4 separate regions of the Mus musculus genome follow, and regions 1, 3 and 4 are each linked to region 2. The links are chromatin loops, found by intact Hi-C in ENCODE. Cell type or tissue: left cerebral cortex. All regions are shown on one strand.

Region 1 (8,000 bases), 210 kb after region 2:
TCAGGGAATCCAATGCCCTCTTTGGCTTCCATGGAACCAAACACACACATTCTACACAGATATACATGTTGCCAGAACACACATAATAAAATAAGCAGGTAAATAATTAAATGCAGTTTCCTTGTGATGCTAATGCCTACCTATTTCTGCTCTTTAGTTGGCAGGAAGGTAACGTTCTTTCAGCCAGACGACGAAGTGGTCGGTAAGTGGTGGTGCCCAGGTCCTCAGTCCTCTGTCGTCAGCTGTCTTTCTTCTGTGTAAATAGTAATGCTCACTGTGACCGCACGTCAGATAAAGACACTGTCTTCGACTGGGAGTGTAGTACATTCAATCCTCACATTCCAAAAGTAAAGATACTCTTCTGACTTTTGGAATTAGTCCTCAGATACTGACTACTGAAGAAAACAGAGAGCTTAGCCTCAGCAGAGCACATCAAGCCTGCCAGGCGCTGGCCGAGCGGTCACAGACAAAGCCAGCAGGACGCACCCTTCCCTCCATGTTCTGCTCTCCTGCCTAGTCCCTACTGCTTGGTCAGACTGAAATTTCTAGAAAAAGTCACAGGCCTGTGCTTGAAGATTGTCCATGGAGTGAGCCGTAGAACCTCTGTTCACCCCACAAAGCTCTCTGCTGTACTTTTACAAATGAAAATTAGCTTGAAGCAAATTTGTTATTCTTTTCTTTTTACTTCTTCGAGACAGGGTTTCTCTGTATAGCCCTGGCTGTCCTGGAACTCACTCTGTAGACCAGGCTGGCCTGAACTCAGAAATCTGCCTGCCTCTGCCTCCCGAGTGCTTGGATTAAAGGCGTGCGCCACCACTGCCCGGCTGAATTTGTTAATTCTTTTTTTTTTTTAAAGATTTATTTATTGTTATATGTAAGTACACTGTAGCTGTCTTCAGACACTCCAGAAGAGAGAGTCAGATCTCATTACAGATGGTTGTAAGTCACCATGTGGTTGCTGGGATTTGAACTCAGGACCTTCGGAAGAGCAGTCAGTGCTCTTAACCGCTGAGCCATCTCTCCAGCCCTGAATTTGTTATTCTTTTTTTTTTAAAGATTTATTTATTATATGTAAGTACACTAAAGTGCTGTCTTCAGACACTCCAGAAGAGGGTATCAGATTTCATTACAGATGGTTGTGAGCCACCATGTGGTTGCTGGGATTTGAACTCGGGACCTTCAGGAGAGCAGTTGGCACTCTTAACCACTGAGCCATCTCGCCAGCCCCCTTGTTATTCTTAAATCTATAATCACTGCAAGCATTTTGGGAACATCTGCTCATGCCTGTGTCCCAGACAGTCCTGCAACTACGTGTGAACGCCACATTCATAACTGTCTTGGTCTTCCTCGTCTTCATAGACGGCATCCTCTGAGCCTTGGGAAAGGCCGTTGAAGATCAGAGGGACGGGAAAGCGTGTCTCCAGCTTTCACGGGGCCTCTGACTCGAAGAACTGATGATTGTAGTCTTAGTTATCCAAGCACTCAGTAATACTCTGTATTGCCTACGTTTCCTTTTGTAAGAGAGCAGACTTAGAACTTGAGTAGCCTCCAGAAACGCAGGGTTCTGTTCAGGGCATACTGGGGGAAGGAGGCTCAGGGACCCCAGCACTCCAGGTCTGCTGCATGACATCGGCCACCTTTACATCAACTTCACTGTACAGAGTTTACATGAACGTATCTCCCAGGAAATGAGTTCACTCACAGACTTCCCCTTAAGCTTCTTGTTTTAATTTTTAGGAATTCTGCCTTTGGATTCCGAAGACCCCGGGCTCTGTGAGGTTATTCGAGTACATGAGCATTACCTGGGTACGTGGCAGTCTGTCCTTCAGAACTATATAAGTCTATTCCACTGAGAGCATAACCTTTCCTTAGCCAAGTGATACTTCTGGCGTATGTTATTTATAAATTAGTGCTTAGATTAAGCATTGTGTAGACCTGTGAGATTTACTAACATTGCTCATGGCTGTAGAATCTTTCACATCAGAATTTATAAATGTCTTGCTCTTGGCTTATTTGTGTGTGTGTGTACTCGAGTGTGTGTTGTTAGAGATAGAACTTAGGACCTCCAGTCTGCTAAGCAAGAACTATACCATTGAACTCTTCATTACTGACTAAAACAAACAAACAAAAAAAATGTACACAATTTAGACAGTATTTGTCAAAGCTGAAACAGGAAAAAATTTTAAAAGCTTGTATTTGGTTTTTGTTGCTAATAGACTTTGATCAGTATTCAGTTTTATTTTTCATGAGAAATTACATTTTGAACATTTCGTAAATGCATATACACGTCCTGAAAATAATGAAAAGATACTTCATCTCCTGTGCAATTGGAGTAGGTAAAGAACATTTAGGAACTAGAGCTGATAGGTGGCCCCCACTTGCTGTAGAAGCTGAAGCCATAAGGAGAGACAGCTGAGCTGGAGAGGCAGCTCGGGCAGTGAAGAACGTGCTGCACAGCCCTCAGGACCTGATTCGGAACTCCTGAAGCCACAGAAAATCTAGGGACAGTGGTGCAGACCCGTAGCTGCAGTGCCGAGGACAGCAGGGACAGCAGGGTTGCCAAAGGCTTGTGGGCCAGGCACCCTAACCAACTGGGGGACACCAACTTTGATGAGAGAGATCTTATTTCAAAAAGAAGGATTGTGAATGGTTGAGAAGACACGCCACATGTAGCGCTGGCTTCCACATGCCATGTGCATGGGTATGTACACCCAGATACACATGAACACATACATACAGCCAAATGGCTTTTAAAATACCAGCAACAAGACAAAGCCCCGATAGGCAGGGTGAGTCCTTTGAGGTGTTGGAGATGGAGCCCCAAGGCCTCGTGCTTGCAGTCATGTGCTCTGCCATCATCTGCATCCCCAGTCCAGCAGGAAATGAGCACTGACTTTTGGGGCCTAGCTGTAATGTGTTCTAAATGATGCTCTTTCCTGGTTCTGTTTATAAGTCAGGAAGGTGGATTATAGTCCAGGAGTGTCGGAAGTCTATGGAGTAGACAAGTGCTGAGAGTCTTTGAGGACAGAGCTGGGATTCGATGTTTCCTTAGGGGTGGGTGGGTCCTCTAGTGCAGCTGTGGTAGAACATGGCTGTGTTCCTAGTACTTAGGCCAGAGACAGGATCTAGAGTTCAGGACCCGGGCTACAAACCAAGGACCTAACTCAGAACAGCCTCTAAGAGTGACCACCACTGGGGTTAGAGCGTCTCAGTGGTGAAGAACACGGGCCTCTCTTCCAGAGCGCCTGAGTTCAGTTCCCAGCACCCATATCTGGCAGCTCACAACCATCTGCAATTCAGCTTCAGGGGGCCCGACACCTCAGGCTTCCATGGACGTGCACATATATGGCCTGCAGACACAGATACATGCACACATCCATATAAAAAATCTTTAAAAAATTAACAAATGACCACCAAAGTTATGAGCCCTCGGTGAGCGTCCTGGCCACACTCACTGCAGAATGAGGCTGTTCAGCTAGAAGCTGTTGTTTGCAGCTCCAGCTTTTTATGGGCAGAGGCTGCTTTCAATACATTTCCGGAAACTGCACTGGGAAATCTGAGATTCAACTTGAGCGACTGTGCAGTAAGACTCAGCATTCAGTCATTGCGATTGCGTTCACCTGAATCTTGTTCTTTTACCAAACCCAAGTATGTGGTTCCAAACGACCACCAGATGTGAGCACCGTTTCACAATATCAGTGACACTTCAAAACTGGGCTCCTTCCACCTAGCTTAGACTCCTTTTTAAATGTTCGTTTGTTTGTTGTCTGTATGGGTGGAGAGGTGACGAGCAGGCAGGGTGCATGTGTAGAGCTTAGAGGACCACTTGTAGTCTGTAGTCGGTTCTCTCCTTCCTTCTGCGCGTGGGTTCCATGGGTGGATCTTGGCCGTCAGGCCTGGGGAGAGTGTGTGTTAGCACGGAACCATCGCCATAGCCCCAGCTGCTCTCAGCTCTCAAGGCTTTCCGCCAAGCTTAAAAATAATTTCATTCACTCAAAATTGGGCATATACTTTCAACTCTGTCCTTTATTCTTAGTGTTCATGTAGCGACCATTGATCCTTATTTTGTTTGTTAGTCTTTCTAACATAATAAGCATTGAGCATCTACCGTCAAAGCAAGGCCCCTTACCAGTTAGTTAGAACCTCTGGAGGCCAGCCCTTGAGAGCCCTTGCTGCTTCCTGAGGACTGGGCTTCAGAGCCCATCCCCCACACTCAGCAGCCTTCAGATTCCTGTCACTCCAGCAGCAAGGAGCATCTCGCCCTCTTATGGGCTCCTGTGGTACTTGAGTGCACACATATACATAAATTATAAAAATAAATCTTAAACTCTTTTTTTTTTTTTTGGTTTTTCGAGACAAGGTTTCTCTGTGTAGCCCTGGCTGTCCTGGAACTCACTCTGTAGACCAGGCTGGTCTCGAACTCAGAAATCCACCTGCCTCTGCCTCCCGAGTGCTGGGATTAAAGATGTGCGCCACCATGCCCAGCTAAAAATAACTTAAAAAAAAAAAACTTTTAGATTCTTAAATGTAGTTTTATTGCCCTTAATGTTTTTTGAAGGACTACATGAATGGTGTGTATATGTAGATGTGTGTGCACATGCATATGTGATTATATATATGCCCTGTTTTTATCACCTCTCTCTCTCTTCCAAGATAAGGCTGTGTACCCACAGCTGGTCTCAGATTTGTCATTCTTTTACAAGTGTGGGGATTATGTCATATGAATAACATTTTGATAAAATATGGCAGACTGAAATCTTATGGTGGGGAGATATTGCCTCCCCAAAAGCCATATAAGTAAAATATGCGTAGATGAACATGAGAATAGATAGGTCTACTTTAGTCTTTTTCATATATTCACTTTATTACCTATGAGGCCTTAGGTAAATCAATTACTATTCTGTACTTAATTTAATAATCAGCAAAATTAGAAAAATAGTATTAGGTAGATAAAGAGGAAAGAAAGAAAAAAACAAAATGCACTTCTTCTGCAGTGTTCTGAACGTGGGTCACTCCTGAGGTGGTGACCTCAGAATGCAGGGGTCTCTCCCTATGGCAATCACTTCTACACTGGACACACCAGACATGCTCTATTCCTATCTAAGTCTCTTTAAGCTTGGTGCTGTCTGCCTGGAGATAGCAGAGATGCTACAGTTTGAGGGTTCAGTCCCACAGAAGTGCCTTCATTTGTGGCATGGTCACTAGTGTGGGCCTTCGGGACTCTGATAAGAGTTCAGGTTTCCACTTCAGGCTTGTTTAGTTTGTAAGAGTGGCTGAGTGAGCGAGGACAGGGAATGGAGAGACAGATGCTCAGTGGTCAACATGTTAAGTTTTAAGAGCACTTGTTGCTCTTACAGAAGACCTAGGTCTAATTACCAGAACCCACATGGTCGTTCATAACCGTCTGTAACTCTAGGTCCATCCAGGGAAACTGGTGCCCTCTTCTGACCTCCAGGAGCACCAGGCATGCACATGGTGCATGCACATAAATGCAAGCAAACGCTGCTGCATGAAATGCAGAACTGCAGATAATACATTTACTGGCTTACTGTAACGGAGATTAAAGGATACAAATAAACAAATGAAATACATAGGACAATGTCTTTTTCTCTTGGAGGTCTTTGGTACTGGCGCACGCCTTTACTCCCAGCATTCGGGAGGCAGAGGCAGGCAGATCTCTTGAGTCTAAGGCCAGCCTGGTCTACAGAGTAAGTTCTAGGACAGTCAGAGGTACACAGATAGAAGGGCGGATGATAGACAGACAGACTGATAGATAAAAATAAAAACTGAAGGTCTTCATATCTGCCAGCAGGCAAAACATGTCATAGCTTTATGGCTCCAAGACCAGAGCAGCAAGATCAGAGCACAGAGAGTCAGGGACTTTGCTCTCTGAAGCTTGCTTCTGAACTGACACACCCCAGCAATAAAAAGATCGTATTTTACCTTCACTGAGCAGGCAACCAAGGACAAAAGGTCCAAATTCTTTGATGAAAGATACACTTATCATCATTTAGAAAATAAGACAGGCAGTGTGAGATATGACCAGGAACCAAGGGTGAAAGCAGATCTATAAATCATGCCTGCTCCAGAGAGTGTCATAAAGAAACACTCCTCCTGTTTCAGCCCAGCATTTTCTCCAGGGTGGGGTGTAGGCTCCGCCTCCCCACCAGGTGGTGTTAGTCTCTTGTGCTGCATGGCTGACTGCTTTGTGAGCAGCTCTTATGGAAAGCGTGGTTTACAGAAAGGATTGCTTTTAGTGGGAACAGCACCACAATTTATTTGAACAAGGATTAGTGGAAATGTGAAGAAACAGCTTCCTGGGCAGGTCATACAGAACGCTCACTTTTTAGACTGTCATCCCCGTTTGAGGGTTTGCGGGGCAGGGATGTTATTTCTTTGTTTAATTTAGAGACAGGGTCTCACCATGTAGCCATGGTGCTTGGAACTCACTATGTAGACCAGGTTGGCCTCAAACTCAGCGACCTGCCTGCCTCTGCCTTCCCTGCACACCCTTCCCCACCAGGTACTGGGATTAAGTGTGTATGTCATGATACCCAGCTATATGTTGAGCTTTTAAAACTATATTGGGAATTTCACTGTTTTTCTAAGTGCAGTGGAAGGCATCTGAAATACATGAAAATAACATACAACAAAAAACAAGAAAATGCTGAGACTTCGTCACTTCATAAAAGTACTCTAGAGGCGGCAAACATGAGAGGGGGGATCCTCAGCATTTTATTAGACAGGCACAGTAAGAATGTCACATGTCCAAGTGATGGGCTGTGGACTCGGAGTCAAGGATGGCCAGCGGCTGTTCTGGCGGCAGGTGCTATTGCTCAGAGCCACTGCCTGACAGCCCAAGACTGTAAACGCGTTCACCAGCTAAGAACGGACAAATACTTCCAATACTTCTATGTGGCCCAAGCCATAAAATAATAAAAGTGAAAGCTCCACCACGGTCTCCTAAGCAGGACAGGGAAAAGCTGTTTAAAACTCAGGGGAGGTGCGGCCTTCAGCAGCGCACACACTCAACAAACCTGGGCCCCTGCGGCTCTCAGAGTCTGAACCACCATCAAAGAGCAAACACAGGCGGGACCGAGGCCTCCCCGCACATATGTGGCAGATGCAGCTTGACCTTCATGTGGGGCTATCCCAAAGCTGTTGCCTGTATGTAGGGTATATTCTACTACCTGGGCTGCCTTGTCTGGCCTCAGTGGGAGAGGAAGTGCCTAGTCTCGCAGAGACTTGAAGTCCCAGGGTGGGGGATACTCAGGGGATCTCTGCTCCCTCAGAGGAGAAGGAGAAGGAGGGTGGAAGATGAACTGTGGAAGCGGGTAACAGGGAGGGGGCCACTGAGTGAGAGAGAGGGAAAGTGAATAAGTAAAAAAAATTATACAGAGAAAACCCAAGGTGGGGCTCAGGGTGTGCCCTCTGCTGTTTGTACATACACTGTGTCTTACACATGTATTCACACATTTTAAATATGAAATGATATAAAAAAAAAGATCAAGTGCAGAGTCAGGCAGAGCTGGTAACTGTTGAGTGGCCACGTGATGAACGGAAGGTAGAAGAGAAACAGGACCTGTGAGAGCGAGCGAGCGGGGACTGGTCAGGAGGAAGGCAATGTGTGTGACCTGTGTGTGTTTTCTGGTCAGCCCCACCGCTGTGCTTGACCTTCTGTGTGCTTCCTGAGTGCCTGTGGACAGAAACAGGGACAGAAGAGACAAAGGGAGGACTGCAGCAGCTTCGGCGCCCACGGTGGGACAGACGAGGTACTAATGGAACTTATTAATGAGCTCTTTCTTCTTGTCCTTTGTCATAATAGTTCATAAGCCAGAAAAGGTGTCATGGACGGAAGCTGCTGGCGTCATCCGGGACGGAGTCCGAGCCTGCACAGCTCTGTATTATCTTTCTCAACTCTCTCCTGGAAAGTCTGTGCTGATCATGGACGGGGCAAGTGTGAGTCCCAGTTGATGTTGTTTAAAAAAAAAAATTAGTCC
Region 2 (8,000 bases):
TCTACTTCTACCACTGGGCAGGGCTGAGAAGGAGCCGCATGCCACCAGCCTCATGGTCCACTACAAAGATCACAAAGGCTAGTTAACCTCACCAGCACTGTGGGGGAGGACCTACGTCCATCCTACCTTCTCTTCTGCACATTCGGAACACCTGGGACAAGGGACAATTGTGTGGGTGATTTATCTTCGCAGCCTATGACCACCCCAGCCCCAAAGACCAGCATTCCAGGAGAGAAGGAAAGAAGTCTCTGGACAAGGGGGCCAGAATTTAGGTGGGTCTGCATGTTGGCCTTCAGAGATCTCTGGATGGCCTGACCTTTGGGACCAGGGACAGTCAGAGAGCACACTGTCATTCCAGCCTTCGCGGAGCCCGGGAAGCTTCCTGCAGTAACGCTACCTGCACCTCTGCAGTCAGGACGTTACTCCCACTTGAGCCTCCAGCATCGTGAAGCCTAGGCTGGCAGTATTAAAAGGCACACAACATGCTGGGAGACGTGCTGGCCTAGTGCTCACACTTCCGAGAGTCCAGGAGCGATCAGTATTCACCCGAGTCACCAGAAGCCAGCTCTTAATTGAGAGGCATTTCTGGTCAGCTGGGTAAGGCTGGACTCACAAGGTCCCCTCTAACTAAAGTCATTTGCGATGCTCTCTCGGGGAGCAGGGGTTAGAGGTGAGGTTAGAACTGTTTCACAAACCCTCCCTGGTTCACTTGAAGCAACATTCAAGGTGGTCAAGTATAGAAGGGCTGTGCCCAGGAGTAGCCTGGACTTTGGATACTTTCCGGGGAAGAGAGTGGAGCAGGGAAGGTAGGCCTCCTGGCTCGGCGTGGGCCTCCAGGAAGTTTCCAGCTGACTGTTCACACCTGAAAACATCTGCGCCTAGAAACCCAAGCTCGTGCTCGCTTCGGCAGCACATATACTAAAATTGGAACGATACAGAGAAGATTAGCATGGCCCCTGCGCAAGGATGACACGCAAATTCGTGAAGGGTTCCATATTTTTGGACCATGATATAGCTGTCTCTTGTGAGACTAGGCCAGGGCCTAGCAAACACAGAAGTGGATGCTCACAGTCAGCTATTGGATGGATCACAGGGCCCCCAATGGAGGAGCTAGAGAAAGTATCCAAGGAGCTAAAGAGATCTGCAACCCTGTAGGTGCAACATTATGAACTAACCAGTACCCCGGAGCTCTTGACTCTAGCTGCATATGTATCAAAAGATGGCCTAGTCGGCCATCACTGGAAAGAGAGGCCCATTGGACAGGCAAACTTTATATGCCCCAGTACAGGGGAACGCCAGGGTCAAAAAATAAGAATGGGTGGGTAGGGGAGTGGGGGGGGGGGACTTTTGGGATAGCATTGGAAATGTAATTGAGGAAAATATGTAATAAAAAAAAAAAAGAAAGAAAAAAAGAAACCCAAGCTCAGCCTTCCTGTGTGCTTCCAAACGGTGAGAGGCTGAAGCCAGCATGTGGCCTCCCCAAATGCGCCTGAATTCTCTGACCATGCCATGTTCCTGACTAGAGCCCATTGTCTGTGGCAGCAGGTCTGGCTGCAGGCAGACTGTTTGTCTCTTCAGAATATGCGTGCATCGTATGAGTTAACATGGTCTCACCCCGGGTCATGGCTACAAGATCTCTTCCATTCTATCATGGCTCCACCCATCTCATCGACCACATATCCCCTGCAAGGCAGAAAAAAAAAATCCACACGTTTGAATTCCTAAACATTCACTTTGGATTTGTTTTTTAATAAAATTTAGATGGGTTGAACCCAAGTGACCTGATCACGCATTTCTACTCCTGGGATATGATTTTAAGTTTCTTCTATAGTTTATGCACTTAAGTTAGATTCCTAAAATACTCTCATATACATACAGAAAAATAATCTCTCGATGAGAAATCACATTTTACAATAACAAGTTAGATATTCAGACTAGAGACTGTTAAGTTTATGCAACATTGAACAGCATAGCCTCTTACATACTGTATACACATATAATCATCATTGCCAAAAACATACAGCAAAGATTTCCTGACGAACCACATACAGAACACAATCTTTTCACATTATGTAGTGGATTTCCGTCTTTTTCCTTTGTTGGAAAATGCACAAAATACAGAAACCCAGGAGCTGTGAGCTGACTGTCAGACACAGGACATTTGGCGGAGGTTTCTCGCCTCTGTACAGATATGTTCACCTATGTTCACCATCGACGTGTGGAATGTTGCAGAGCAGAAGAGCGAAGACAGTACAGCACAGGGGAATGGTAGCCTGCGCCCCTGTGTGCACCGCGGCAGACGGAGGGGCAAGGAGACTTTAGCTTGTGGGCTGCCAAGGACCAGAGCTGAGGCTGACCTCTCAGCTCCATTGACAACAAATGCTCAGTTAAATGCATGTCTTACCATTGAGCATCATTTGAGAGAACGATCTGACAGCAATATTCAGCAAGTAACGCTTAGAGAATGTTAATTGATGAAGGGTATCCAAAATCTTCACTCATTAAAATGGATGCTGGCAGAGTAGTGGTCAGGTCCCTCTAGGGATCATGACCCATTTAAGGTGATTTAAAGCTGAGGCAGGTGAGCCTTCTGTGGGTTTTCCCTTCTCAGTTTCTGTGTTTCTAGTTTTGAAAGAGGGTCTCACGTAGCCCAGACTGGCCTTAAACTCCTGATTCTCCTGCTTCTATCTCTGGAGCGCTGGGATTACAGGAGTGGAATCGGGAAACTCGAGAAAGATTATTGCTCTGCATGTGTGGACATGGGTCCACATCTGCAAACGGCAAACAGAGCCTCAAAGGGCTTGGAGCATCCAACACAACACAGGCTGCACAACAAAGCAACACACACACACACACACACACACACACACACCTTTGAGGAGCGGCTTCCTAACTTCTGGCCTCCCCAGAGCTGTGGGCTTCCAGAATGCAGAGGTTACACACACAGCAGAGCCTTTCTTCTTTGCGAACACCCAAAGACACATGGAGGATCTATCCCGTGAGAGCCCTGCCTCCCAGGAGTAAACTCTCAGACACTTGGCCTCTAGGGCAGAGAGGCATCTGGCTCCGCCCACTCTCTCTCCAGAAAGCAGTATCTAAAGGAACAAAGGACCTCTCGATGTCAGACAGGGACCCTGTGCTCTTCTAGGCTCTTCTCCATTAAAGTAGTTTAGAATCTCCTCTGTGACACCAGAAACCGGGAGACCAACCCTTGAATAGGGAAAGGTTTCATTTCAAAGCAGAAAATTCAACTTTGAAGACTCAAAGGCCCCACTTGATATCCAGAGACACACCCTGGACGGAGACTTGAGAAACCATCAACCTATGTTGACCATTCCCCGTCCATCCAGGGCGCTTCCAGGTGTTAGCCGGGGGTTCGGGCGCTGTAATTATTCTGCACTGTTTGTACTTTTAAGAGATAAAAGAGTAGAGTTTTGAAAAGCACCTCACTTTCTAAGAATGCACGAGGCCCTGGCTTTGATAATTAGCACTGCAAGGAAAGGAAAAGAAAACAAGGGAGGGAGGGGGGAGAGAGGGAGAAGGGACGATGTGTTTCCATCTCAGCTCCGCGCAGCCTGCCAGGGAGACCTTTCCAAAGAAGAAAGACATAACAAGGCCCTCCCTGCTCCATTCACAGTGTAGTCAAGGCCAGCCCCAGGGTGTTGGAGCCCCTCCAAACAGCAGGGCCCAAACTCAGCTCAGTTCTCTGCTGCCCCTGCTGAAATCCCTAATCATTTGGAGCAAGGAGGAGGCCATTTTTATTTTTGCACTTGGTCCACACATTACCAGCTGGTCCTGAATGCAGCTTGGGGAAGGGTAGAGCAAAACATCTCCTGTCTCCTTCAGTGGGACACACAGCCATCCCCCAATGCTTGGTACACACATACACACTCACTCACAGACACACTCCGGGCATCCAAGGGCTGCATCAAACCATTTGCCACTTAAAACGTCCAAAGTCGAAGTCTTCAGGTAGACACCCTGCTATCCTACCAAGTAGGGCTACCCTGTCTCGCAGGGACAGAGGCCTACTTCAGGAAGCCAGTCCTTTTCTGTGGAGAACTGAATTGCAACATTCCCCTCTGAAGGCACAGAAAAGGCAGGGAAGCTGAGGAGGGTCTCTGTCCACCCCAGCAGGCAGGAACGCCATTTCAGTAGGTGCCCAGCGCTGGGTTCACTCACACCTTCCTTCTTTGCTCACGGCTCAGCTGGGAGAGTCGGGGAGCACTACAGTCGGGTTCTAGCCCTGACCCTACCCCCACCCCTCTCACTAGCAAGTTCCACAAGAGCAATGCTGCTGGGATGCAGCAGGGGGCGCCAGCACCTTGACCCTGCCAATAGAACCATCTAGGTAGGAAGAGCCCCACAGTGCGGAAATGGCCACACAAGCCACCACGCTGCCTTTGGCTCCTATTTGTCTAAGGTCCCCACTCTTGTTTTCACCGAGAACAGGAGATAAGACAAGAAAGACAAAAGAGTATAGCCGGGGAGGCAGAAAACCACAGGCGCAGCTCTCGCACAGGATACGGGTACGATGGTTCTAAAAGAAGAAGGGAGGAATTTCCACAGCGTAAAAAGGAGCCTTGGTCACTGGCCAGCTCCCCAGAAATCCCGGAGGGACGCTGGGCAATCTGAAGGCTGACGGAATAAGCCCGCTTCTGAATGAAACTCTCCTCGGTGGACTTCGAACACTAAAATACTCATCACTGTAATAACAGCGAGACTCTAGGCTGCTCCAGAAAACAGAACAGATCCGATTAAAATATAGCATAGGACCTGACACAGCGTAGGGGCAATTCACCCTGAAATAGGACAGCCACACACAGTGCTAGGAGAATTATTTGCCAAAATATAAACTATTAGCTCCTTTTACTAAAGGAACTAGTTAGGTCTGAGTAGAACTGAGTTAGTTGTTTGGTGGAGATAAACACTAATGTTTCCGTACTGAGTTTTCTGTACCTTATCCTTCAAGACATCCCCAGTCCCAACCCCTGTGAGCCACGGCACCAAGAAACAAGTCCAACAATCCCCCTGTCTCCACATCCCCAGCTCTGGTACTACAGCTACGCATGCTGAATCTGGTTTCTTTACGAAAGGGCTGGGGATCAAACTCAGGGCCTCAGGTTTGCCGGGCTAGCACTTTGTCAGCGATCTACCCAGCCACTGAGCAGGAATTTTATGTTATTAAAGTGACTTAAAATTAGATCTACAAGTTGGCTTAAAAGCCACAAAGGAGGTCCCTTCTCTGCCTCCCAGCCCCCAACAGGCGGCCTGGACAGGATAGAGCCCCCCTGAAGGAACAGCATCCTGTCAGCATTGCTCACTGTGTTGCTGTTCCTGACTGCAGTCTGCCCAGGGTGCTGACATAGGAGTTTCAATGCTCTCAACTTAGAGAGCCTGAGATCCTGGCCATCTTTCTCACGGGTTGTATTTTCCTGTGCTTCTCAAGGACAGAACCTTTCCTGGCGCTTACAGACACGAAGTCATTATACACATTAGTGGATCCTTGGGACCACAGGGACCTCGTGCAATGTCCTGTGAGGAAACGGTCTCCGGGACTTTCTCTTCCTCTAGCTCAGCTACTTTCTAGGTATCAGGAAACAGGGAACTGGAAAGAGGAGTCCCTGTGGCAACCAGCCAGTTATTTATTGCAAGTCCAAACTAACAAGAAGTCTTCATTATTTCCTTGAATAGCCCTTCAAAGGACAATGTTCATTAATAGGAGTCATTCAAAAGAGAATGCTATGCCCAAGGGCCTCTGGGAATTTGCCACTCAGAAAGCCGTGATGGTGGGGGCTGGAGAGATGGCTCAGTGGTTAAGAGCACTGACTGCTCTTCTGAAGATCCTGAGTTCAAATCCCAGCAACCACATGGTGGCTCACAACCATCCGTAATGAGATTTGACACCCTCTTCTGGTGTGTCTGTTTTTTAAGTATAATAAATAAATCTTTAAAAAAGAAATAAAAAAGAAAGGAAGCCGTGATGGTTCTAGGGGCTGCTACACTAGAGGTCTAAGTCTCCATGACAAGGAGGGCAGGGGTAAGTCCCATCTTCAGTTTGCGAGTCTCTTCTCCAGAGATGCGGTCCCCTAAACCCCCACGGGGAGTACGTGGCACTGAGTGAGCCCTTACCTTCATAACCTGCGAGGAAGCCTCTTTAACGTTCTCTTTGACCACCTGCCCTGTCTCCCTCCTTCCTCCATCCCTTCTATCCTTACATCCATCCTTCCTTCTTTCTCTCTTCCTTTTTCCTTCCCTCCTTTTTTCTCCTGCATTACCTTGGCCCGGTGACCCTCACACCCCCACGTCCCTGCAGAACAGGGTCCCTTGGCAGGTAGGCAAGCAATGGAGTTGGGAAAAGGTCAGGTGCTGACCCCCCTTTAAAGGAGACTGTGCAGGGGAGGAGCGGGGAGATACAGGGGAGGAGGGGGTGGCATCTTAGGACCCATGTTGGGGACTCCTTACTGTCAATTACTAGTCAGCAAGATTGGGCTCTTCTGAGGAGGTTCCCACCACTCATACAAGCCAGCCTCTGTAGGCCTGCCCAATAAGGCATTCCCTGAAATGTCAGCTTCAATGTGTCTTTGGAGAATAAGGGGGAAACAAAGAAAAACAAGAATTTGGGCCCATGGGGCCAATCCAGGGAAGAGGAGGAGGAGGGGGAGGGAGAGGAGGAAGAGGAGGAGAGGGAGGAGGGGGAGGAGGAAGAGGAGAGGGAGGAGGGGGAGGAGGAAGAGGAGGAGGAACTGTCTCTAACTCTCGTGCATCTGGATTCTGACAGGGTCTAAAAGAGGAAAAGAATCCATCAGAGGTTTGGCTTCTTCCTAGGAATCAGGCCAGGTCCGAACAGCTAGAAACAAAGCCCTTGGGGGTGCAAATCCTCCCTGCGGTCTCAGCTGGCTCAGGTTCTCCACCTGTCAAATGAAAGCCAGAGGGGCCCGTCCATGTGTCCTTGATTAATGGATTCTAGGACACCCTGGACTGTATATGGTCACCAGCTCTCTCCTGCCCAGCTCTCTCCTGCCCAGCAGCTCCTGGGGAGGTAGCTGCTGTCCCACCCTGGAAGACCAACCTGCGATCACCCTTTCCAGACGCCTGTGACCTCGTGACACACGTCTAGAACACACGTTGGCACTGAGTGAAGATAACAGGCAGTATGAGCGGCCCATTGATCCACCTTTTATAAAAATGAAGACAGCTGAGCCCAGCGGGACACACTTGAAATTCCAGCACACGGGAGGCTGAGACAGGAGGACCCTAAGTTCAAGGACATCTTGGGCTATGGAGTCAGGTCCTGTCTGAAAATAAGGAAGAAAGGTTCTTTAGGGAGAGAAGTTTCTTATTTGCTGTCCAATGACAGAGACATATCATTACAAAATTGAACCCAGCACCCTTGCCCAGTTTCTCCAGCATTCCTGCTGACTCTCATCTAGAAGGCTCTCTGTTCCATCGAGGGCAGATCTGGACCTTAATGATTGACATATGTCTCCAAACTCTTGTGGACACAGCAAATCTGGTCCCAAGAGATAAAGCTATCCATCCATCTGCTGGGTGACAAAACATGGACGCTTCCCCAGAGACAAGGACTGACCCTTTGGATCAAGTGGCCCATGAAGGAAGCCCAGTCAGGGGCTTCTGTCCTCAGAGCTCTCGGGATAATTCTCAGGGGTGACTGAGGGTCAGAGCATAGCCAGGCTCCAGGAAAGTGCCTTCCTGAGTGAGAGGAGGTCAGAGTGTGGGAGGTACTGGCAGTGTGGCCCATAGAAGAGGGATGCCTTCAGGGGGTATCTGAACAGCTGGCATCAAGGTGCCAGGTGGTGCAGCCTGGGCAAGCATTTACAAAGCAGACATCTGAGCCTCAGATTCCTCGTTGGCAAGGACCTACCATTTGTAGGAACTGAAGGCTAGCTGGTCAAAAAAGTAGAGTCAAGGAGGAGAGAATCAAGGTTTGAGACTCTGTGTGTCACCCATGGGTCACAATAGGACTCCATCTCAACAGA
Region 3 (8,000 bases), 89 kb after region 2:
AGATATGGCCCAGTTTCAAGTTCACTGATGGCTGTTTTATGGCTATGCCAAAGGTCACTGAATCTCTTACTGTGATGGCCTCTCCTTCACGGGGTCGTAAAGAGACTCAGAAATGGGGGGTTTCAGGGTCCTATTAGCTGATGTATGAGATATTCACCTGAATAAACTGTAAAGAAAGGGTTATCCCTCCATAAAGATGCCTGTAACAACAGAAAGAGGAGGAGGAGGAGGAGGAGAAGGAAGAGGAAGAGGACCGGCAACAGAGGCTGAGAAGAGACCAGCATCTTGGGATAAAGTGTTCACAAATCTGGATATCTAACTTTTTATAATTATTTTGCTTTTTGTTTGTGCCTTAGGCTGTCCTTTGGAGATAAACGGCAAAAACATACTCAGACCACTGACTGTAATTTCCTGAACTTGACGCCACAAATCTAAAGAGCTTGATTACTATTAATCTCATAGGAAACCAATCTGGGCAGCAAGAACCCTGTCTCGAAAAACAAAACAAAACAAAAATTCTAGGTATTTGTTTTATTTGTATATTTGTCCTTTATTTATCTACTGGGGGAGGGGGGAGTATGTGCACATGTGCGTGCCTCTGTGTGTGTGTGTGTGTGTGTGTGTGTGTGTGTGTGTGTGTGTACAACTTTTGGTGGCTGGTTTTCTGTTTCTGTCACTTGGGTTCCAAGGACTGAACTCTTTTATCACTGAGCCAACTTGCTGGCCCCCTTGAGTTTTATGATACAATAATATTTCCCAATTAAGTGACACAACAAACAAAAGAGTAAACAAGTTAATGAGCCCAGAAAACACAAAAACATATCTCCCGGTAATCTAGAAAAAAATTATTTCAAGATATAAAAAAAAAAGTACAAAGTCAAAGAAAATGGACGTTCTATATTTAACTGCAATTATAAAGTTTATTCATGTGATATACTAAACGCAGGAAGAGCATAAAGATGTTCAATTTGCTTTCTAAATTCTAAGAAGGTTCAGATTAATGTTTGCAAAACATGTTCAAATCATTCTTTGAAAACCGAAGTCAATACTCACCAAGTAGCACTACACAGCCAGCCTCTGGGCAGTCTGACCCTATCCTTTCTGCACAGCAAGCTTAGAGTACTCTGCTGTTTCCATAGAAAGAACATGGACTCTAGTTTCTCCTAGAAACTGGAACTCCCCAACTGTCTCAGCTTCACACACAAGGAAATATGCCATCATAGAGGAGCATGCCACCTAATACAGCATGCCGACTACTCTAGTGTGCCACCTATTACAGCCTGTCAGCCTGTCACCTACTACAGCATGCCGCCTCTAAAGCAGAAAGTTGTTGGGTAAATGATACAGAGGATGAAAAAAAAACTTTCAGGAGACTGTCTTTGCCCCTTTCTCTCATAACCTTTTATTAAATGTTTTTCCAACCTTACATAGAAAACACCCATATTTTATACCAAAACAAACAAAAAACAAACAAACCCCAAACCAACCAAATCTGTCTCCGTGTGACATGAAATCTGGTATGTAACACATGCTGTCTGTTTTACATCTGGGTAGTAGTAGGTCCATACTCAAGGATTCTAGATGAAGTTCCCAGAACCACAAGGAGTCAGTTAAAGGATTTTTATTATTCTAGGTGGAAATAAGAATAAAATTTCATGTTGAGCAAAGTGAGGTGGCAAACTTGAAGCAGACAGATATTTGTCCCTTATGGGGCCACCACTGCCAAGGACAAGAGAGGTCCCAGGAAGGCTTCTTCACGGTGTCCTCTGACACTCTGCACAACGTTGACATCTCTCAGCCCTGTAAACTACAGAGCCCCAGGGACTACAGCCTGCCCCATGTGCCCTTTAGACAACTCAGCTTGTTGAAAAAAGCTGAAACCTGATTTTCTGTAAAATGAGGTGTAACAAGAAAGCTATAGATTTAAAAGTTTAAAATGATATTTCAAGAGCATGAGTTTGAGATGTGTTGGTTGTATGTAAGATACATTTTATAAACAAATTTATGGTAAATAAATTTGGTCACTGAATGAAGATGCTAAATAGTAATTTAGCTGGGCATACTGGTGTGGTGAATTAAATTCCAGCACTCCAGAGGCAGAGGCAGGGCAGAGTGAGTTCTAGGACAATCAAGGCTACACAAAGAAACCCTGTCTCTAAAAATAAATAAACAAATATACAAATAAACGAGGGGAGGGGAGAGAAATAATAGCAATTTAGTAGCAATACTCACTATCAAAATCTGCTCTTGGCTAGTATACTGGTTAGATGGTTTGCTTGACCCCATCCAGAGTTTAATTCTTAAAGTTCCCATCAAATCTTTCAAGTCTTGAATTTTAGGCATGTCAAGTCAGGAATCTCCAGCACAGGAAGGAGCCTCTATGTCAGGGTGTTGTATGTCTGCCTCACCAACTTTCCTTTATGAGACGATAGCAAAGTGTAACTGCTACAGTGAGATTCTTGTCTTGGGGGCAATGCAGAACTAGGCCCATCTTGAGTCCTATGTAGAGACCGTGTGGGAACCGGGTGAACCTTGCTCAGACTACCACTGGCTATAGTTGTCTCCATCTGATAAATGCATGGAAAATAGCCTCTGTGAAATGGAGCAAGAGTCTCACATTTCTAAGAGCGCAGAATGAAGGGTGAAGGTCGCGGATTTGAGGTCATGTGTTAAACCCAAAGTTGCCAGCAGTGCTGTGATTCTAAGTATGCTAACTTATTATTTATTTTGCAGTGGGATTAAACCTATGGTCTCATTCATGGTAGGCAAATGGTCTATCACTGAGCTGTTGCTATAAGTTTTAATATTCTGGTTCCAATATGAAACAAAGGCCTGCTGTCTGCCTACAGCAAGATTCTGTCCTCATTTTAGATGAAAACTCAAGACTTTCCCTAGCTTATCAGATAAGATAAAAAGCTAATTCTTCCCAGGGTAAAGAAAATGGGTAAGACCTTTAGCGGAAGAATGAGTCTAGGGAAAAGAATAAAAGTAGATTCTGTGATTATGTGTGTATAGAAAGACTATAAAATCCTCAGTCTTTATTGTCTCAGTCAAAACAAAATGCATTTATACCTACAAAAGGAAGCCGTGTGTAGTGCGGTGAGGCCGGCGAGTGACACGGGGCAGCGATCCTCACCGGATCCATGCACGCCCACAGTCAGCTGCTTCACGTGGGCGTGGCGTCCCAGGCAACTCTCCTTAAAGTGTTGTTAGCAGCTAAGGCCGGCCAACAGCTCTGTCTTCTTGCCTGGGAGTGCATAACCTCCACGAACATGAAATGAATCTGCTGAACCCTGACTTACTGCCGGGGCCTTTGAGAAAAGAGCAGCTGTGCACCCGTGGGTGACCGCGCCGGCACGGCACCTCTCTGGGAACGGGAGGAGTGCATCTTACAGCATTTGTGCAGATGCCCCGGAAGCACTGCTGTCTGCTGCAGAAACGCCAAGGGTCAGGCCGAGGCTCCTTCTGGTCTAGTTCCTACAGAAATTTTGCTTGCTATTGAACACATGCTCTAAAGTCAGGGGAAAACCGCTTTGTATTTTCCAGCGTGGTGGACATAAAGAGAAACAGCAGGAGATCACAGAGAAACTAAATGCTAACGCAGTCTCTCAGTTGTCTCATTTCTTTTTTGGTTTCCGCAGATTTCAGAGGAATTCCAGAAACAAAAAAACCTCAGTCAACACAGCCCCTTCAGTGGACCCCCGTGAATGGACGTTAAAGGATCAACAACACAGCTATGATTTGCATTTGCCATATGAACTTTACTGATAATAAGAAGTCAAAATAAGAATGTAGAAGGCAAAAAGAAATGTTATAATTTCAAAATAAGCCTATTTGGGAAAGGGCCAGTGTGTGTGGGGAAAGCTAAGAACTTCTGACACCACACGCAGCAGCGTCACACACACACACACACACACACACACACACACACACACACACACACACACAGAGTCACAAGACCGCGACTCAGTCCATCTGATGGTGCTCTCTGCAGCAATGGCAACAGCTACGAGCACTAACATCTCTAGCCCACAGATCTGAGTGTCAGTCACAAGCCTTTGCCTGAGCATCTTTCCCTAGCATCTGAACCGAGTCTTAGGCCAAACTGGTAGAAAAGCAATCATTAAGGCAAACGCTGTGCTTCTCCTGTGTTCCGAAGCTGACGGTCCTCAAAGGTTTACATCCAGGCACTACCCACTACCTGGAGACTCTGTGAGACTGTCCCCATGTTAAATCCTTTCTGCTTAATACAGCAGTAAGTTACAGTGAGAGCAAGCGAGAACAGCTTTTATTGTACTGGGGATAGAGAACTCAAAGAGGCACCTCCCATACTGATACGACACACACACACACGCACACACACACACACAAACAGGAAAGCAATGTGAAATGAAACACACGTCGGCTACACAGCACTCCCCTAAGGGAGAGTACTTTCCTGGAATTGTACAATTGAGCAAGTTCACTCCTCAATGCTGAAAGAACTGCACAAATACTTTAACTTGGATGTCTAGACAATCTGGCATGGACTCTTAATCCAAAGGGCAACAAAAAAAAAACCCTCAACTATACTTTCTAGTTTAAAATTTTCTTTTAGTAGTAAAGGTTTTAGTTTTATTTCTGAGTATTAGGGGCTAAATGGGCCATACATAGTAAATTATAAGGAATTTTAAGGTTAGAAAACTAAAGTGAATATTTTTGGAATGCAATGAACTATCCACTGTCTCATCTAACTACCTATTTATCTATGTTGTCAGTCAGTCAGTCAGTCAGTCAGTCAGTCAGCCGTTTACTTCTGAAAAGGATCTCATTATGCAGCCTCAGCTGCCCCTGACTCAGAGGTCGGCCTGCTTCAGCCTACCAGGCGCTGGGATTTAAGGTGTGTGCCACTATGGCAAGCCTGAGTTAACGTGATTAAAACAATGGAACACCATACAGAAAGAGGCTTGTGTGTGTGGTTTTCCTGAATTACTGTGCAGGGTGACAAAGCCATCACCAGCTGTGCCAGAGACAGAGCCATGACCCCATGAACTAATTCAGCTGAAAGGCATTTAAAGTGAGGGAGATAAGACAGGTCATACTCCAGACGATCACTGGAGTGGCAGGGAAATTTCAGTTAAAACAGAAAAGCACCTGGGTAACCCTCAGTGAACACAGAGAAGAGAGCACGTTGGGCCTGGCTTTGGATGTGACATGTTTATAAATAGGCAAAAAAAAGAAAGGTGTGAAAGGTGGGCAGGGGCAGGGGCAGGGCCCTAACACAGGCTACCTTACAGACCTCAGAGAAAGCAAGCACAACTGGAGGGGCAGCGGGCACCACGACAGCCTTCACACAGAGGCCCTGAACCACTGCTCACAAGCCAAGCAAAGGGGAGGCGGCCCAGCACCCAGGAGTCACCTTCAGCTGGTTGTTGAAAACATCAATCTCCTGCAGCTTTGACCTGGTCTCTCTCTCCACCTCGTCCAGCTGCTCCCGGAGCTGCTGCCGGGCCAGCTCCTTTGCTTCCAAGGCTCTTTTGAGGGTAAGAAGCGAGTCTCCTATTTCAGAAGAGGACACAAGTTAGGAGAACTTTAGCTAACAGTGTGGAACATGGTCAACTTTCATGTTTATGAAGGGAATTCTTGCTGATAAGGGGGGTGGGGAGGGAGGGACGGAGGGAGGGAGGGAGGAGGGGAGCACTACTCAGGGATAAAACAAATGCCTGAACAAAAGTCACCTCTTCCAGCATTCGGGATGTGTACCAACAGAACAAACAAAACATGCAAATCAATAAGACACCTACTATGCAAACTGTTCTGCTGGACTTGTTTTAACTGGTCACTGAGTATCTGTTTCTCTGGAATAAGTCTTCCAAGCATTTGCTGAGATTCCTAGGGGAGAGGGAAGGAAACAGCAGGTGAGTGAGTGACCCTGAGATCCCAGGGTCCTTCCCTGTCACTTCCCACCTCACCTGCATCTTTTGCACATTGCCCCGCCACGCCTTTGGTTCTGCTTACGAGGGTGGGTGTGACATACATGAAATGAAAGAAACTCCCACTCTCTTAACTGCAGAGATGCAGCACAAAGGCCACAAGCTGGCTGCAGGTTAGCATGGTGGGGTCAGGTGGGGGTCAGCCTCAGCTGGCTCTGCTCTGCATGTGGCACTCACTAGCTTCAACCGAGGCTGACTGCATGCCTAACGTTAGACACACAACTCAGAAGGACATTTGTCACATCTAGAATCCTAAATGCTACTCATGTTTTGCCATCACAAAGGAATTTTAAACTTAAGAGTCCTGAATTACCCTCTTTTTCTGTCCTCCCCCCTTTTTAATTTAGCACAGAAAAAAGTTGAAACCAAACTACATAAGGGAGACTATTTGGAATTTCTGTGGTAATGTGCCAAGCACAGTATTTGTTGACTTTCAGCTGTAATGATCTGGTAGTCACTTTAGTAAACTGGCAGCCTTGCTGGCTTACTTGACATTTATTTTTACCTTAGTGGGGAAAAATGACTCTTGTGAGAAAATAAAATGCCTTAAGAATTTCCTGTAGAGGCCCAGATCCAGTCTCTCTGGCACCCACTTGTAGACACACATTGGCATTTGCAGAATGAACTGTGCTAGGCCTGCACGGTAGGAGGTTAACTCAATAGAGGGATTCAGGGACCTCTTAGGCCTCTGAGTGACCCACAGCAGACTTTCACAAAACAAAACACACAGCAGACCTTTGTCCTGGAAAGCAAAGCCTACTCAGTGCTTTCAAGCCCCATCAGGAGGAACCTGCGCCATTTTCCACCCACTGAGATGTCCCCCATGGAAAGGGCTCTTTAAAAAGCATAGCCCAGGCTGGGCATGACTCAGAGGTTAAGAGCAGGGCTGTTTTCACAAAGGACCAGCAAAGGATTCAGCACTCCTCCATAGCCATGCATTCATGGGCACAGATCCACATACAGACACAGAGAGTTACAAACACACAGACACACACAAACACAGAGACTTACAAACGCACAGACACACACCCAGACACAGATACAGAGACAAACAAACACACAGACACAAATCTAGACACACAGAGATACAGAGACACACAGACACACAGAAGAAGTAAAGTAAATCTTTAAAAAAACTTTAGCTTCAAGTTTCTCCAATAGGTCACGTCAATACCAAATGTGCCGGGACTGACTACAAAGGCAGAGCGCCAATGCACAGGAGGAGCAACAGCAGCCAGCCTCACTGTCTGTGTGCTTCTCTTCCTCAGAGCATAGCTGCGGTCACCTCACCAGTAATCCAGGACCTGCACCTACCAATGACGAACACTCTTGTGTTTGGTACCAAATGTGTTCAGTCATAAAACACTCAGTCACAATAATGGCATACTGAGCACACGATCTTTACTCTCAATCTCTTTGGGTATTATTTGCCCAGATTTCTGAGTAACAATTCTAAAAGCTACAAGGGCCCACCACTAGGCAGAGGCAAGTGGATCTCTTTGAGTTCAAGGCCAACCAGAGCTAGAGTGAGACTCCAAACAAACAAACAAACAAACAAATAAAATAAAAGGAGCTACAATACAGAAGAACATACTTCAAAAAAAGTAAACATAGTTTTTAACACTTGAAAACGACTTCTGGCCATGAACTTCTCATCCTGGTTACTTTCCGTGATCACAGCCTCAATCTCAAACCGATGCTACTTTCAAGTACAGGAAACCACAACAGACAGACGGGAAGGGAACCTCTTCTGAGGGAGGATGCGCCTCTCTGGGTGACCGCAGTGGTCACAGGGGGAGGAGTCTAACTCAGGAGTGTGTTTGCCTAGAGTGCAGGCAGAAGGAAGGCCTGTGTGTGGCCCCAGCACAGCCACCGCTGCAGAACGCACAGATCTGTAAGGAAGCTGGAACTCTACCATGAATCAGCTTGCTCTAACTGGCTAATTGGACACGCTAAGGTGAAAAAGAGTGCATATGTTTTTCAGGTGTATATGGGAATATTCACTAAGCTTATACTTGATCCAAAGTC
Region 4 (8,000 bases), 220 kb after region 2:
TTTTTTCTTCCTTGTTCTGTTATTACCAACTTAACCAAGTTTAAACCAAGTCAACTTTGATACAATTTAGAAACACAGGTTGTCTCTATTTTAGCTGATAATCAATAGTTCTCAGCCGTGAACACTGCCTGCCTTGTGCAGAATGCAGAGAAGCAGACCCATGTACACATAAACACAGGCCAGCTACAGCTGAAATGTGCAGGTCATGGTGGAGGCTGGTAAGCTCTCGGAAAGGTTGAACAGAAAAGAAGAAAAGTATTGAGGCTAGGGATAGTGGACAGAAGAACAAGGAAAGACTGGAATGAAGAAAGTAACAGAAAGTAACAGAGAAAAACAAGCAGAGCATGAGGGAAGGGCAGTCAGGAAAAGTCATGTGAAATGTGACTTAAAGCCCTTGGCAACTAACAGCGCTTTCAGAGTCTAACTGGCTTCTTCTAGATATAACTGAGCAGTGGTGGGTGGCACAGGCCTATCAATCCCAGCACTGGGAAGGCAGAAGCAGGTGGATCTCTGAGTTCAAGGCCAGCCTGGTCTACTGAATGAGTTCAATGACAGCCAATGCTGGGGGCTGGAGAGATGGCTCAGAGGTCAAGAACACTGACAGTTCTTCCATATATCCTGAGTTCAGTTCCCAGCACCCACCTGGTGGCTCACAACCATCTGTAATGAGATCTGATGCCCTCTTCTGGTGTGTCTGAAGACAGCTACAGTGCACTTATATAAATAAAATATTTAAATAAATAAATAAAGACAGCCAATGCTGTTACAAAGGGAAACACTGTCTGGCAAAACCAAAAAGGAAGAAGGAAGGAAGGAAGGAAGGGAGGGAGGGAGGGAGGGAGGGAGGGAGGGAGGGAGGGAGGGAAAAGATATAAACAAGACAAAGGACTGGACTAAGACTTTAGTCCCAAGTTCTTTCTGTTGCTGCTTTCTGCATCTGACAAAGATAAACAGAGATAGAAGCAAGGTAATACAGGAGCTAAGGGGGAAAAGCTGGAGATTGAAGATGTTTGAGAATAAAACTGGGGGGCAGGGAGATGGCACGGTGGGTAAAGCAGTCACCACTCAAACATGAAAACCAGAGTTGAATCCCAGAACCCATGTCCTGTAGTCAGCACTGGGAAGTAGAGGCTGATGGGGTCCCTGGGGAAGCTGGCTACATTAGTCAGGCTGAATGACAAGACAGCGTCTGTGGGAAACCCTACCTCAGTCAGTACACAAGTGGATGGGCCAGTGGGTAAAGATACATGCCACCAAATGCCTTCCCTGGGACCCACGTGGTGGGAAGAGAAAAGCTGTCCTCTGCTGTGGCACACACATGAGAACTTGTACACATGCACACAATGAATGTAATACGAAACAGTTGGGGTTTTTGTTTATTTTGTTTACTGCAGAACAGTTGAGGATCATTTCCACTGTAGACTTTGGGCCTCCATCCTCAAGTGCATATGAGAGCATGTTCACCTATAAACATTTGCAAATGTTCATATACACACAAAGAGAAAGTGGAATGGAGGTGCCAATTGTAGTTCAGTAATAGACTCCTACCTATCATGTAAGAAGGCCTGTGTTCCTCTCTCTGGCATGGGAAGATGGGGAGAAAGCTTAGGACAGAGGTAGATAGCTACGACTGTGTTCTTGAAAATGTTTGCCTGTTGGCTAATTCTCCCCCTACAGGATTACCCAGCACCTTCGTGTAAAGTTTTTGTTTACAATTTATTTTATATGCGTGTATGTATGCCACATGTGTGCGGGTGCTGTTCCAAAATAGGGAACCAGATCCCCTGAAGCTGGAGTTTCAGACAGTTGAGAATTGTGTGACAATGGCACCAGGAACCTGGGAGCTGATCTCAGGTCCTCTGGAAGAGCAGTATGTGCAGTGTAAGCCATCCCTGCACCCCTGCTTCTGCACTCTCACCCTGCAGCCCTGCTTCTGCACTCTCACCCTGCACCCCTGCTTCTGCACTCTCACCCTGCACCCCTGCTTCTGCACTCTCACCCTGCACCCCTGCTTCTGCACTCTCACCCTGCAGCCCCTGCTTCTGCACTCTCACCCTGCAGCCCCTGCTTCTGCACTCTCACCCTGCACCCCTGCTTCTGCACTCTCACCCTGCACCCCTGCTTCTGCACTCTCACCCTGCACCCCTGCTTCTGCACTCTCACCCTGCACCCCTGCTTCTGCACTCTCACCCTGCAGTCCCTGCACCCCTGCTTCTGCACTCTCACCCTGCAGCCCCGTACCCCTGCTTCTGCATTCTCGCCCTCACCCTGTAGCCCTGCTTCTGCACTCTCACCTTCACCCCTGCTTCTGCACTCTCACCCTCACCCTGCAGCCCCTGCTTCTGCACTCTCACCCTGCACCCCTGCTTCTACACTCTCACCCTACAGCCCCTGCTTCTACACTCTCACCCTGCACCCCTGTCTGTACTCTCACCTTCACCCTGCACCCCTGCATTCCTGCACCCTGCTTCTGCACTCTCACCCTCACCCTGCACCCCATCCTTGCCCTATCTTACCACCAAGAGTCACAGATTGCTGTTAGACTCTGCCTGTAGTCTGAACAGCTCTGACAAACATTGTCCTCACCGAGGTACTAAGAACAAAATGAAATAGAATTATATCCTCATTAGTTGAAATTCTGAAAATTTTTTTCAATTCTCAGTATAGTTCTATTGTACTATTAATATAATTCATTTTCCTATTGCTATAGTTCTTTCAAGAGCTAAGAACATAGCTCCGTAGAGGTCTGCTTTTTTGCAATTGATAAGGTCCAGGGTTTATCCATGTCCTTCACTTAGCACGCAGATACAAAAAAGTGTGTGTTTGTGTGCGTGTGCACACGCACATATGCAATAAGTGAAGCCAATCAAAATTAGCTTGATTTTTACCCTATCTCTACCAAAACCAATCACATTCCTGTTCCTCACATTCAGGGCTGTTATCCATTCCAGGGAGCTAGAGGAGCCAGGGGAGGTGGGTCCGTGAGTGAGAAGGGATGAAATGATGAGTGTCACAGTGTACAGACACAGGACGCATCTCTGGTTCCTGGGGCTGGCAGACTGTCCCGTGCTCAGAGACAGCTGACTCTGTCACAGGCCAGCCTCGGATGTTTTCAGCCTAGTGGAGCTGCCAACCCAGATTGAATTCCTAAAGAAACAGTTTAAGCAGGATTGACTTTTTCCTTTTAATTTAATAATTGTCGAAACTTACTAGCTGTTTTTTTTTTCCTTCCCCCCAATCTGTTTGTGTTGATCGCAAAGAAAACAGTACAATTGCTTCATTTCCTGTCCTTTACAGCCCGTGTGATTGATGTGTCTAATGGGAAAGTCCATGTTGCTGAAAGCTGTTTGGAGGAAACAGGTGGCCTGGGAGTAGATATTGTCATAGATGCAGGAGGTGGGTACCTGAGAACCGAGCAGATGCAGGAGGTGGGTTCCTGAGAACTGAGTAGCCTGTGTGATATTTTTAGTTAGATAAATTGAAGAAAAGGTTTAACTAGGAACTAATTATTACTGCACTCATAAAGTTGGATGTTTAAGGATTTGTTTTTAATTAAAAATTATTTAAAGTCTAACTCCTTCCCTGATTCCCATCCTCAACGCTGTTCCTCTGGAAGAGAGCACAGGTTTTAAGCCTTAGGCACTGAAGCTTAAACAGAACAGGGGAACCCTGTGAGAAAACCGTCATCAGGATGAGTCTCCACAGAGGGTCGCTACTACTACACGCCTGCCCAGCATTCCCTAGGCACGGGTACTGCATGGCTGCCCTCTAGTGGACGGCTGACCTCTGTACTGCTATAGAGGGAAACAAGTTTGTCCCATCTCTTTGTGAGCTTTTACATTTAACTTGAAGCCATCTCACACCTAGTCGTGCACATGTGGCGGCATCACTCCTCCTGAAGAGTCAGCGTTAGGAGCCGCACAGTGACTGTACTTGTACTCTGTTGTACTGTAGCCATTCTGTGTGGGCCTCCCTGATGTTTGTTTTCCAGGATTGGAAGCTGACGTATGAAGTCGTCAGTGGCAGTGTATACTGTACATCAGTGTGCTCACTTCTCACGTGTGGGCTTCAGTGCATGTGACTCTGTCAGTTAATGAGACAGCACTTCACCCCGTTGTATGAAGCCAGGCTGCTTAGAATTATCATGAGACATACCTTGCTTGCTTCCAAATAAAAATTTATTTTGCATTTAATTTTAATTAAGTCTAGAGTACATTTTGGTATAGTGTAAAACCAACTAAGTTTGCCTTTTCCAAAGAAAAGTGTTTCTTGCTATAAAACTGACTGATAAATAAAATAAATTGTCAGATTTTTATAAATTCTCTTTTTTCTCTTTTTTACTTACTCATTTGTAAGTGAGATTATATAGTAAAGATGATGAACCAGCTGTAAAGTTACATCTGCCACATAAGCATGACATCATCACACTTCTTGGTGTCGGAGGCCATTGGGTAACAACAGAAGAAAACCTTCAGGTATTATCAGAAATAGTAAAGCCTTGCTATTACACCAAGGGAATGCCATTAGCAAAGAGCAGCATAAGTTCTAATTACACCCTGGGCTTAAAAGAATGGAGCTTCTTTTCTGTGTTAGGTATGCACTGGTCAGATTCTATCCAGCAGGGAAGTGGTTCAGTTAGAATGAGTTACAGTTGTATTTTTAAATTGTATTTCATATTACACTTTTATGGTTGTGTACACGTGTATATGCAAGAGAGGCCAGAGGTAAACATCTGGTCTCTCCCTCTATTGTTCTCCACCCTATCTTTTGAGAGAGGATCTCTCACTGAGTTTAAAGCTTGCCAGTTTGGCTAGACTGGCTGGCACCAAGACCCAAGTATCCTGTCTCTGCCTCTCTAGCTCTGGGATGACAGCTGTGCTACTGCACCTGGCATTTTACATCTGGGATGACAGGTGTGCTGCTGCACCTGGCCTTTTACATCTGGGATGACAGGTGTGCCTCTGTACCTGGCCTTTTACATCTGGGATGACAGGTGTGCCTCTGCACCTGGCATTTTACATCTGGGATGACAGGTGTGCTGCTGCACCTGGCCTTTTACATCTGGGATGACAGGTGTGCCTCTGTACCTGGCCTTTTACATCTGGGATGACAGGTGTGCCTCTGCACCTGGCATTTTACATCTGGGATGACAGGTGTGCTGCTGCACCTGGCCTTTTACATCTGGGATGACAGGTATGCTGCTGCACCTGGCCTTTTACATCTGGGATGACAGGTGTGCTGCTGCACCTGGCCTTTTACATCTGGGATGACAGGTGTGCTGCTGCACCTGACCTTTTACATCTGGGATGACAGGTGTGTTGCTGCACCTGGCCTTTTACATCTGGGATGACAGGTGTGTTGCTGCACCTGGCCTTTTACTGGGTGCTAGCGTCCGACCTTGGGTCCTTGTGTCTATGCAACAACTACATTGGTAGCTTGAGTCATCTCCCAGACCCTAAAAATTTTCTTTCCAGTAACCTTATAACTGTAATGAAATAATTATAAATAATACTATCATAATTTTATAACCCAAATTGATATTCCTGTATGTCTATATAGATGAATTACCTCCCAAGGAAATATTTTTCAACAGAATTCTAATTGAATGTTTATATCATAGCTAATATATAAGTACTATAATAATATACCAGTCCAGACAAAGGTGCCTGACAGTAGTGGGCAGAAGGCACACAGAGAAGCTATCAAACACATTACCCCATCTCCCCCAGATGCCAGATCGGCCCTGCAACTGCCCTGTTCTATCTACTTCATCACAGCATAGAGAAGGAAACCTAAGAGTTAACTAATGGCAGGTAACTACTGGCTGTTTAAGCTTGTAGCAAGTGCTATGCTTCCTACAATGTTTAATTTGTACTAAAGACTTTGTAGTCTGAGCATCTTTGTGCTGTTCAACTTAATAGTGGTTGCTTTGTCTTTGTCTCTTCTATAAAGTTGGATCCTCCAGATAGCCACTGCCTTTTCCTCAAGGGAGCAACGGTGGCTTTCCTTAATGATGAAGTTTGGAATTTGTCAAATGCACAACAGGGAAAATATCTTTATATCCTTTTTTTGTACTGACTTGAATTTGAATTGCTAGCTTTGAATTGCCTTGTACTCATAAATTCTTTCAATGTAACAATAAGAAATGATAATTAGCTGTGAACTTTCCTTGAGTCTGTCTGACAGTGTGACATGTATCTTGTATTCATTTAAACATTAAGTCTATGATGCCTGAGTAATGTAGCTCCATTTCACAGGTGAGAGGCTACTGTTGGGTGCCCAGTGGTGCAGGGAGCAAGAGACAGAGTCATAATCACACCACAGGGTCTAACCCCTTCTGAATGGGAGATAAAGAATGAGACAAGTGGAAATTTTTCTTTTGCTTTTAACCTGGCATTACCTGATACCTAAATTGGTAGCATACTTAACTTTTATGATGGTGCCACTGCATAAAATATTCCTAAATGCTTACAGTTTAATTTTATAAGTATCATAATGGAACTTTTTTTAGAAGTTTATTTATTTATTTATGTGTATGTCTGTGTACCTAGTGTCCAAGGAGACCAAAAGAGGGTGTCAGGTCCCCTGAAACTAGAGTTACAGACACTTATGGCTCACTTGAGAACTGGGAACCAAACCTGGGTCCTTTACAAATACAGCAAGTGATCTTACCAATGAGCCTCTCTCCAGACCTTCTTTTTTTCTTTTTTTAAGATTTATTTATTTATTATATGTAAGTACACTGTAGCTGTCTTCAGACACATCAGAAGAGGGCATCAGATCTCATTACAGATGGGTTTGAGCCACCAGGTGGTTGTTGGGATTTGAACTCAGGACCCTGGAAGAACAGTCAGTGCTCTCTCTCTCTCTCTCTTTTTTTTTTTTTTTTTTTTTTTTTTTTTTTTGGTATTTCGAGACAGGGTTTCTCTGTATAGCCCTGGCTGTCCTGGAACTCACTCTGTAGACCAGGCTGGCCTCGAACTCAGAAATCCGCCTGCCTCTGCCTCCTGAGTGCTGGGATTAAAGGGGTGTGCCACCACCACCCGGCCAGTCAGTGCTCTTAACTGCTGAGCCATTTCTCCAGCCCCTCTCCAGATCTTCTTATTTATTGTTATTTTTCTTAATATGGATATACTATTGATTGCTAGTAACATAGTATGTTAGTTACATTTTTGTTGCTACGGCAAGCACCATGACCAAAAGCAGTTTATGGAAGGGTTCAGTTGGGCCTACAGTTCCATAATGGCTGGGAAGCCTTGTCATCAAGATAGGTGAGAGAGAGGGAGAGAGAGCGAGCAGTAAGCAGGGATGAGGCCAGGCCATAGACCATCAAAGCCTGCCCCGGTGAAGCGCTTCCTCCAACAAGGATGCACCTTCTAAAGGCTCCATAACTTCTCTAACACCAACCGGGGCTGATTCTTCAGACTCAGGAACCGGTGGGGGACATTTTTCATTAAAACTGCCACAAATAGATGCATATTAACTTGTTTTTTTTTCTCATTTTTGAAACAAATAAAAGAATTTATGGAAACAAGTTGAACCTGTTACCAACCGGATCAACTGATGAATGTTAACTCCCTGTGAGAGCTGAAATGCTGACTATACCGCGTGCATAATGCTTAAGTGAAGAAGACCATGGCACCCCTGACCAGCTCCGTGCTGACTGGCTGGCTGGCTGGCTGGCTGTCCTTACCACTCGCCTTCCAGCGCTTGTGTTCCTGTCACACCTCAGATACTGCTAATCATCCCGTTGCTCTAGCAGTGACTGACAGTTTTAGTAGCTGTGGTGCCACTTTGAATTTGAAAGTGCAAAGCTATATATAAAGAAAAAGGAGTCCTGCCCAGCATCTTGAATGGTTTCTTTACCCCTCTCTGCTAAGTTGAACCTTAACAATCCTTCCATTTACGTATCTTAAAAGATGTGATGGAGAAGTTATCAGCTGGTGTTTTCAGGTATGCTAAAACAAAAAACTAAATCATCATTTTTCAATTCTCAAAGA

Evidence for each region. A loop is a pair of places that touch in the nucleus more often than their neighbours do. Peaks named below come from ENCODE experiments on the same cell type or tissue, not always from the same donor. Only the 100,000 strongest peaks of a DNase experiment are listed, where the experiment ranks them.
Region 1: a loop joins it to region 2, with 2.9 times the contacts of the local background. A loop is called at or near these places in 26 of 42 quality-filtered maps.
Region 3: a loop joins it to region 2, with 2.6 times the contacts of the local background. A loop is called at or near these places in 5 of 42 quality-filtered maps.
Region 4: a loop joins it to region 2, with 4 times the contacts of the local background. A loop is called at or near these places in 23 of 42 quality-filtered maps.

The regions. Positions count from the first base shown.
Region 1 is chr16:91,701,031-91,709,030 of GRCm38, reverse strand. It overlaps Cryzl1 (crystallin, zeta (quinone reductase)-like 1), which reads left to right. Exons shown (of 13, transcript NM_133679.2): 5 at 158-202; 6 at 1,738-1,806; 7 at 7,826-7,959. It overlaps Gm10785 (predicted gene 10785), which reads right to left. Exons shown (of 6, transcript NR_040389.1): 2 at 141-253. Among named protein-coding and RNA genes, the nearest start is that of Gm10785, 16 kb to the right of the region's middle. In left cerebral cortex, a CTCF peak has its summit at 4,259; DNase peaks (open chromatin) are centred at 3,605, 3,927, 4,198 and 6,147.
Region 2 is chr16:91,914,310-91,922,309 of GRCm38, reverse strand. Itsn1 (intersectin 1 (SH3 domain protein 1A)) reads right to left here. Exons shown (of 39, transcript NM_010587.2): 39 at 1,731-8,000. It overlaps Gm25245 (a small nuclear RNA gene), which reads left to right and starts at 895; the gene lies at 895-1,001. In left cerebral cortex, a CTCF peak has its summit at 4,306 (motif pointing right); DNase peaks (open chromatin) are centred at 3,643 and 4,322; H3K4me3 peaks cover 504 bases; H3K27ac peaks cover 485 bases.
Region 3 is chr16:91,825,732-91,833,731 of GRCm38, reverse strand. Itsn1 (intersectin 1 (SH3 domain protein 1A)) reads right to left here. Exons shown (of 39, transcript NM_010587.2): 15 at 5,784-5,871; 16 at 5,399-5,538. Among named protein-coding and RNA genes, the nearest start is that of Gm52262, 75 kb to the left of the region's middle. In left cerebral cortex, no CTCF peak of the experiment used is centred here; a DNase peak (open chromatin) is centred at 3,255.
Region 4 is chr16:91,690,657-91,698,656 of GRCm38, reverse strand. Cryzl1 (crystallin, zeta (quinone reductase)-like 1) reads left to right here. Exons shown (of 13, transcript NM_133679.2): 9 at 3,298-3,396; 10 at 4,357-4,475; 11 at 5,953-6,058; 12 at 7,908-7,953. All of the region lies in intron 1 of Gm10785 (predicted gene 10785), which reads right to left. Among named protein-coding and RNA genes, the nearest start is that of Gm10785, 5.8 kb to the right of the region's middle. In left cerebral cortex, a CTCF peak has its summit at 3,773 (motif pointing left); a DNase peak (open chromatin) is centred at 3,775.